Linked DNA regions of Homo sapiens: region 2 is linked to region 1. A link is a contact called in ENCODE Hi-C or POLR2A ChIA-PET data. All regions are on one chromosome and are shown on one strand. Each heading gives the region's core, a stretch centred on a gene start or an enhancer-like site at or near the end of the contact. The rest is flanking DNA. Distances are from core to core; before and after follow the strand shown. Region 1 holds the start of TRAF1 (TNF receptor associated factor 1). Region 2 overlaps STOM (stomatin).

Evidence for each region. A loop is a pair of places that touch in the nucleus more often than their neighbours do. ChIA-PET counts read pairs that join two places held with the same protein, here RNA polymerase II (POLR2A). Pooled maps may share reads with other maps.
Region 2: a pooled map shows a loop between it and region 1 (1.9-fold over the local background). The contact joins the enhancer-like site here to the promoter of TRAF1 in region 1. A Hi-C loop is called at or near these places in 1 of 168 maps with a recorded cell type or tissue (natural killer cell), 3 of 37 single-sample maps with no recorded cell type and 8 of 50 pooled maps. POLR2A ChIA-PET finds 5 or more read pairs at or near these places in 2 of 52 experiments (GM12878 and activated T-cell).

Annotation. Positions count from the first base shown.
Region 1 is chr9:120,924,028-120,928,292 of GRCh38, reverse strand. It overlaps TRAF1 (TNF receptor associated factor 1), which reads left to right and starts at 1,497. Exons shown (of 8, transcript NM_005658.5): 1 at 1,497-1,743; 2 at 1,992-2,357. The coding sequence starts at 2,218. RefSeq lists enhancers at 1,219-1,538, 1,879-2,218, 2,679-2,748, 2,345-2,868.
Region 2 is chr9:121,348,802-121,353,518 of GRCh38, reverse strand. STOM (stomatin) reads left to right here. Exons shown (of 7, transcript NM_004099.6): 4 at 217-299; 5 at 4,196-4,399. Among named protein-coding and RNA genes, the nearest start is that of STOM, 19 kb to the left of the region's middle. Within about 2 kb of position 2,163, at least 24 of the 41 ENCODE cell types and tissues checked have a DNase peak (open chromatin) inside an H3K27ac peak, as active enhancers do.

The DNA.
Region 1 (4,265 bases), core at 248-2,747:
GTAGATGTAGAAATTGGAGACGAGAATAAAGAGTGTTTTAAAAGCGTGCGTGGTTACAGGACTGGCTCTGGGTTCAGGGGTCCCCACTCACTAGCTGTGAGACCTTGAACAAGTCGCTTAGCCTCTCTGTGCCTCAGTTTTCTCATCTGTAAGGTGGGGATGATGATGGCAATACCTGCTTCACAGAGTGAAAATTAGATGAGATGATGTCTGTAAAATTACGTAAGACGGTACCCAAAAGTAGTACTATTTTTCCCTTTTCTTATTAGAGCAGGTTGCGCACGTTTTGATGTCCGTGGGAATGAGCAGGTAGAGAGGGTGGTATTGAGGCCGGAGGGGAGAGAAGGGACCCACAGATGGGGAGAGAAGTCTTGGGTGCCTGTTTTATCCCAAACCAGGGGAAGGAGGGAACAGGTAGGGCTGGCTGCAGGAAAGCTTGCAGGTATGGGGTACACAGTTAAAAGGGAGTGTCTTCTGATAGTCTTGATGCAGGCCTGGAGGTCGTTTGTTATGGGGGTGGAGGTCCTGATGTACATTGTGGCGGTAAGATGCCGTGCTGTCTTTGCCACCAGCCTGTGGCAGCCCTGGTGTTACACCAGGGCAGGTGGGCAGTTTAATGTATCTCAGGCCAGATGACCTGCCCTGCCCACCTGTTGAGGCTCCAGTAGATAGACGTGAAAGCACAGTATAAGCATAATGCACCACTTTAATCCTTTTCTCTGAGGAGCTGGAAGGCCTGTAGTCACCATCTGAGCCAAATGTCATTCAAGTACTTCACTTGGGTTACACACCACACTTTGACCCACTATCTCATTTAGTCATCACAACAAATGGGTGAAATAGGTATTATTGTCCCATTTTACAGATGCAGAATCTGAGTTTCAGGGAAGTTAAGGACTTTGTCCCAGGGCCCACAGTTAGTAAGCAGTGGACCCAGGATTTCAACTCAGCTCTGTCTGACCTCAAAACCCATGATCTGAAACCACTGTGAAAGTTTGCAAAACCTCTGTAGCAGCCAAGCAGGATGGAAAGATGTGTAGGGATTGTCTTCTCCATTTGATAGATGAGACAAGAGCTGGGTACTCTGATCTCCATCCCAAGCACACAGAGCTTGGGGCCCCACAGCCCTGGTGTGAATCCCACTCCACTACCAGAGGCTGTGTGCCTTTGGACCAGGCATCTTGCTTCTCTGACCCTATATACAGCTGCAGAAGAATTCCTTGCAGGTTGCTGTAAGGATTTGGAGGGAAACTGTTGCCCAGCACACAGTACACATTCTGGGAGCCATCGTTTCCCCAGTGCACTTTTCCTGCAAATGTGGATCTACATCCCACTTGGATGCTGAGACCAGCTGCTGTGATCTTGCATTTGTTTAGCGCTTTGTTCTCCTTGAGGCAGTAAAGTGGTGGCACCTGACCGGAGCATGTAGCCACCTATGACTTCCTGAGTGGGGTGGTGTGGGGAGGGCCCTGAGGAGTCTGTGGTCCTAGGCCTTGGATTTCATCAGGGCTTTCCTGCTCCTTCTGGTTGCCTCAGTCCCAGGCAAGATAGGGTCCCAGAATCTTACAGCCCAGAGGCCACCTGTTGCAACTTCTTTTTTACAGATGGAGTCATCAGAACCCACTGTGAGGAAGTGACTTCTCCTTGAGGTCACCCAGACACTCCAAACAGAGCAGAGCAAAAGCGCCTAGAACTTGAAATTTTGGACCTGTCTCCAACACCCTGGGGATTTCCACCAGGAAGGTGAGCACCCCCACTGAGAATTCCAGGCTGCTCAGAGGTGCCAGGGAACACAGACCAGGGACCAGCTGTGGCCCCCTCCTCCGATGTGCCCAGGGAAGTGGGGGAAGCCAGCGGCAGCCTGCGATTCTCAACCAGGGGAACTCTCACTGTGCTTTCTGAGAGTCTGTGACACGGGTCATTTTCTCTGACTTGCTCTCTTGCTTTTTCTCACTCTAAAAAAAAAAAAAAATGACTGGACACTCCTAAAGCCTTCAGTCACCATCCAGGGGATTTTTATCGCCACAAAGGGTAATTCCTGCTCCATCCCTGCTGTGACTCAGCTGTGACGTTGAACCACACAAGCCAGAGAGAAGAAGATAAAGTCATCAGAGCTCCTACTCACCAGAGAGTGAGGCCCAGGCCAGGACTCCACAAGGCTGGTCCCCTGCCCTGGAGCAACTTAAACAGGCCCTCTGGCCAGCCTGGAACCCTGAGATGGCCTCCAGCTCAGGCAGCAGTCCTCGCCCGGCCCCTGATGAGAATGAGTTTCCCTTTGGGTGCCCTCCCACCGTCTGCCAGGACCCAAAGGAGCCCAGGGCTCTCTGCTGTGCAGGCTGTCTCTCTGAGAACCCGAGGTGAGGTGATGGAGGAGCGGAGGGTGGGCAGAAAGTGGGTGCCAGGGAGGGACCCCTGATGGGAGGTGAGGGGCAGAGGAGCCTGTGACTTCAGGCGGTGACTTTTCTTCTCTGGGCCTCAGTTTCCACACCCTTTTCTCACACTCCCTGACACTGCCCCTCTGGCTGTGGTGGAAGGAGAGGAAGCCACAGAAAGGCATCAGCTCCCACAGGGGAAAGCCATCCACACCGAGGAGAGCCTCGAGGCTGTGAGGCCACTGTCTCACTGTGTGGTCTGGTGCTCTGCTAATGTCCCTAAGCCGCAGCTCGCTTGTCTGTAAAGCTGTTTTCTGTGTCATAGAATTGTTAATGAAGCCCAATGAATAATAATCACAAAAGTCCTTATAATAACAAATATAAACCTCTTGGTGAATGACAAACTGTTAGACGAATATCTCTCCTTCCACAGCATTGCTCATCACCTCAGACCGTTTGCTGGGAACCCTTTTGGAGGGGACAAAGAGATCGATATATATTTGTGTATTTAATGATACTTAAAATATTAACAACCCAGAAAGGCATGATATCAGTACTATTGTGGACATCCCTCTTTAAGCAATTATGCACCTACTGTGTGCCAAATGCTCTGCCCTTGGGTCCTCAGCACAACTTAGAGGGGTGGATACTATTATGATCCTATTTTACAAATGAGAACACTGAGGCCTAACAGATTAGGTCAGCTTTGGTCAGTTTCCTGGCAAATATGCCCTTAAACTATCTCATGTGATGACCTTTTGTTTGCGGTTTTACAGCTTAAGAAGGTGGCAAAGCTGAATCAGGCAAGTGAGAAGTTCAAACATGACGACAAAGGAGGAGGCTGTGAGAATAGCGAGGAGAGGCTGTGGCCGTGGAAAGGCCAGCCAGGAGGTGGAGGAGCAGAGGTTCACTGGTTTTACCATCAAGCGGATTGTCAGGGTTCAGCTCAGGCTCTGGTAGTGGGTCTCCTGGTTTCCCCTCTCCCTCCTTCCAAAACCTGGCAGAGGAGGGAGCTGATTGGAAGTTGGAGGGCTGAGGCCTGAGGCCTAAGTCCTGAAGAGCTTCTACTCAGCTCTGCTCCTGACTCACTCTACCTTGACCAATCCACATGCCCTCTGGGGCCTCATTCCCTCACTTGTAAAATAGACTATCTCGGTAGCGGTAGCAGGTCAGAGACACCAGGAGCTTTGTAAAAACACAGTTGCTGGCCAGGCGCAGTGGCTCATGCCTGTAATCCCAGCACTTTGGCAGGCCGAGGCAGGAGGATCACTTGAGGTCAGGAGTTTGAGACCAGCCTGGCCAACAAGGTGAAACCTCATCTCTACTAAAAATACAAGAATTAGCTGGGTGTGGTGGTGTGCACCTGTAATCCCAGCTACTTGGGAGGCTAAGGCATGAGAATCACTTGAACCTGGGAGGCAGAGGTTGCAGTGAGCTGAGATCGCACCACTGCACTCCAGCCTGGGCTACAGAGTAAGACCCTGTCTCAAAAAAAGAAAAACCCCCAAAAAACAGACAAAAAACCCACGGGTACCCAGGTGTTACCCATTAGAATCTGACACCCATTCCTGATTAAGAACCTCTAGGACAGATGTTCTCTGAGGCCCTTTCTTGTTCTAATAGGCCATGATCCTCTGTAATTACTAAACATATAAGACCAAAACCAAATGGAGGACCAAATGAGAAGAGCAAATATAGTCACATGTCAGCAATCTTTTGCCTAAACCCCTGAGATCAGATGTGTTTTGTAATTCAGAATTTTTTTTAGAAAAGCAAATCAGGGCATCATGTAATTGTGGCAGGGAATGCGGCAGTGCCCTGTAATCAAGCACATTAATGTTTCTGCAATGAAACATGTATATATTCACACTAAGTGGGGCAAGTAAGGGCTAT
Region 2 (4,717 bases), core at 914-3,413, 420 kb before region 1:
GTAGATTAAGGAAATGAACTCCACAGACCTTAGTGGAGACAGTCAAATGTGGGAAGTAAGCAAGAGGAATCAAAGTTATCATTCCTGGCTTCTGGCTCATTCACGAAGATGAACTGGTGACTTTTCAGTTCACTAGGTTGATTTTCTTAAAACTGAATGGAGAAGTGAACTGATTAGGTTGCTGGTGTCTGTATAATGTGTGTATCTTTGTTGCAGGTTTGTTTTTTATTCTGCCATGCACTGACAGCTTCATCAAAGTGGACATGAGAACTATTTCATTTGATATTCCTCCTCAGGAGGTAAGGTTTTCTTTGAATAACTGAGGTATCATATGTGAAAGTGCTTTACAATGAGGGACAGAATAGTTAGAGTGTAGGCTTTATTTATTTATTTATTTTAAATTTTTGTTTGTTTGTTTGTTTGTTTTAATTGGAATCTTGCTCTGTCACCCAGGCTGAAGTGCAGTAGTGTGATCTCAGCTCACTGCAACCTCCGCCGCCTGGGTTCAAGTGATTCTCGTGCCTCAGCCTCCCGAGTAGCTGAGACTATAGATGTGCGCCACCACGCCCGGCTAATTTTTTTGTATTTTTAGTAGACACGGGATTTTGCCATGTTGGCCAGGCTGGTCTCGAACTCCTGACCTCAGGTGATCCGTTCTGGCCTCCTAAAGTGCTGGGATTACAGGCATGAGCCACCGTTCCCTGCCAGAGCACAGGCTTTAGACCTTGACTGCCTTCAGCATTTCTAGCTCAGTGACCTTAAGCAAGTTCTTTAACTTTTCTGTGCCTCAGTTTCCTCATCCAGAAAATAGACATTTGTAATAGTAAGAACTACTGTATAAGGTGGTTCTGAGAAGTGAGATATATGTGCCAAGTGCTTAGAGCAATGGCTGACAAATAGTAAGTGCTATATAAGTTCTTACTGTTACTATTACAGTTGGCCCTTTGCATGCATGGGTTTTGCATACAGGGATTCAGCCAACCGCAGACTGAAAATATTAGGAAAAAACTCCACAAAGTTCCAAAAAGCAAAACTTGAATTTGCCATGCATCAAGCATGGCATTGAATCCACATGAATAAAGTGATGTGTAGGTATTGTATTGGATAATAGAAGTAATCTAGAGATGATTTAAAGTGTACAGGAAAATGTACATAGATTATACGGTTGGCTCCATGGATCAAAAATATTTAGGGAAAAAAGCAATTGACAATGATACAATAATACAAATTTTTAAAAACGGTGTAGTATAGCAACTATTTATGTAGTATTTACATTGTGTTAAGTATTATAAGTACTTCAGAAAGGATTTAATGTATAAAGGAGGATGTGCATAAGTTATATGCAAATATTGTGCCACTGTATATAAGAGACTTGAGCATCCTTGGATTTTGGTATCCTCTGAGGGTCCTAGAATCAATCTCCCACAGATACCGAGGAATGATTATTACAAAACATAGTGTAATGCTAATGTAAGTATAATAATATCATCATTGTTATTACTATCAACATTTTTACTACCACATTTCTCTTCTATGGGTTTCTGATAGAAAACCCTATTAGTTCATTATTTTTTTTCTTAAGGTTTTATTCTAGATAAATTGGTTAGAAACCAAAGAATTAGAAACTGCTTGTTGGGCATTTTAGATAAAACATAATATTTTATACTAGTGATTATTTTGTGCCTTTTCAAACTACTTCACAAGTATTATCATAGATGAAACTCATGGCAGAATCCCTAGAAAGTATATAGTTGCAGTGAAACAAAGGAATTCCTCCAGATTACAGTGGCAGAGCCAAGACTAAAATTGAGCTCTTCGGATTCTTTGTATAGTGCTGTTTTTTCCACAGCTCCATGCTAAATGCATTGTACATGAGCTCCCTCATAGCCCCCGAAAAAGTGATGGCCATCCTGGGAACCATGTCCTTAGGAGACTTAATAACCGTTGCATACAGAAAACCTGAAAACATCATGAAGGGGGAAGGACAGAAGAATGCTGTCAGTGTTTCCTGGCCAAAGGCCAGATACTCAGCATGGTGATGGAGCCTGGCCATGTTGCCTTCTCATGTCACAAATACCAGAAACCAGCTTAGGAACTTCCTTGTTGGTACTGATCCAAGAAGTGGGTGGGGTCAGACTTTATAATCCACCCAAAGTTAGTGATGCCAGGAATCATTTTGCCCACATTTTACTCATAAGAACAAGACTGAGAGTATCACTGTATTCTCTGTGTGTTTTCCCATCGTCTAAGGAAGATTGAGTCTCAGAAGGAGCCCTTCAGGGTAGCTGGACATTCTGGCATTTTCCACTATAAACATTACAGACATCTGGCAGAGTTGCTGTTTAAGCTTCTGCTTTCCAGTGGCCCTCTCCTATTCTGCAAGCTGCTGAATGCAAAGCAGATTGGAACTTGGCAGCAATCCTTTTTCTGATCCCCTGTGAAGTTTCTGTGAAGGGAGATAAACCCTTGCCGATGATAAACAGTAGGCAGAGAAGCTGTAGCTTTAGAAAGAAGCTGTGGCAAAGTCAAAGTGGCAAGAATTTGGGAATGACACACATTTTCCCATCATGTCATGGGAAATAATTAGTTTTCATACAAGATGGTAATACACTGTACATTTATTTATAAATCCTCCACTTCTCTTCCATGTTAGAAGTATTTTGAGATTACTAAAAAAGGATCACTGCTTTGATGTCTGGCAGGGCTAAACAGCCATGTTACAACATTGTTATTATTACCTTCCATTTTCATAGCTGTTTACTCTTTCAAAAGGGCTTCATTCACAAGTATGTTCTTATTTGATCTTCACAGAAATTTGGATAGAATTAGGCAGTATTATTAGCGCCATCTCACAAATGAGGAATCTGTTGGTCAAATGGGTTAAAAACCTTGCTAGAGGCCATCCAGGGACCTGAAGGCAGAGATGGGACTCAGTTCAGGTCTCCTAACTCTCACTGCTGTGTTCCTCATCGGTCACTGTTCTCAGGACCACATTTCAGTTCAGCTCCTCTCTCATTTATTGACTACCCGCTATGTTTCAAGCACTCTGCCAGTGTTAGAGTTACAAAGAATTGCCCTGAAGAAATTCATAGTCTAAGAGAGAAGTAGAAATGTGAATAAATAATGTCACTACAGTAAGGTGCAGTGGATGTGCAAGGGAAGAGTGCTTAACTCTGCCAAGTAAGCCAAGAAAGTTTCACAGAGAGAAGGACATTTAAATGATCAGTAGAAAGGTGCCAGCCTGATGTTGTTAGTGAGAGAGGCTGGAATTCCCAGGCTGGAGCAATCTTCCTGCCTCAGCCTCCTGAGTGGCTGAAACTACAGGTGTATGCCATCATGCCCAGCTGGCTTGTTTATTATTATCTAAATTAACTTATTACAGTTAATCAAGTCAGTGTTTTATTCAGTAAAGTTACCACCATTATCCAAGATGAAATAATAAGACAGCTCTTACGTGCCAGGAACTTTTCTGAGCACTTGAATGTATTTAACGCATTAATTCTAGCAAGAATGCAAAGTAGGTACTATAATTAATCTCTACTTTACAAATGAGAAAACTGAGTCCCAGTGAGTTTTAAGTGATGGATGTAACTATTTTCCTGGAGCCTCTCACTCAGATAACTTCTTAGCTTAAAACAAAAATATGTCATGTTTAGCATTTTTATGTAGCATGCTGTAAAATATGTTTTGATGCTGACCTTGCCCTTTAAAAACATTCCCCATGCACTTTTTGTTCCAGTAATATTGTGGAACTTGTAGTTTATCAAACCTTGACTCTCTAGTGCCTCTCTCTTGAATATTCTTCCACTCCACCCAACACCCTCAGAAAAATTGTATTCCTTTCTTCAAGATTCAATTCAGGTATCACCCCTGCCACCCACAGCTGCCCCTAAGAGTTTCCTTTGATTCCCTAACCTCCTTCAAAGGAGGAACCAAGTTTTTTTCCTACCTTAATCCCTGGTACCTAGTACAGTGCCTGCTGTTGAGTGATATCTCAATATTATTTGTATGATTGAATGAATTAATGGACTTGAATAATTTATTTTATTAAATTTTAAAAGATATAATTAACTTTCTGATGCCTTACTAAAGAAAATCAGCTAGTGTTATAAGATATTCTGTAGAATAACATTCCTTACAGTTATGTTAAAAAAAAGTCGTTGACAGATGTAAAATTGCTTCCTTCATCTTGTAGATCCTCACAAAGGATTCAGTGACAATTAGCGTGGATGGTGTGGTCTATTACCGCGTTCAGAATGCAACCCTGGCTGTGGCAAATATCACCAACGCTGACTCAGCAACCCGTCTTTTGGCACAAACTACTCTGAGGAATGTTCTGGGCACCAAGAATCTTTCTCAGATCCTCTCTGACAGAGAAGAAATTGCACACAACATGCAGGTGGGGAGTACGTCAATGCTGTTACCCCCCAGAAGCTGAAAAATGAAGCAAAGAGTCAATGGTTGTTTGAGAACCTTTTATTAATTCAAGTTGTGGGGGTCTGTGACCGTTTTTTTTTCTTCATAGTAAAATTTTTCAAATTTGGCAGGAGGGGACATTTTTCACATTAGCAGTTCATGAGTTCATAACACTCATGCGTACATTTTTTTAAAATTTTCTTCAGTGTGTATTTTTTTCCAGAATCAGTAATAACCTTTTTGTTTAGAACAGAGGCTATTCTGCAAGATAGTGTAGGTATTCCTAAAGCTTTATTCTGTG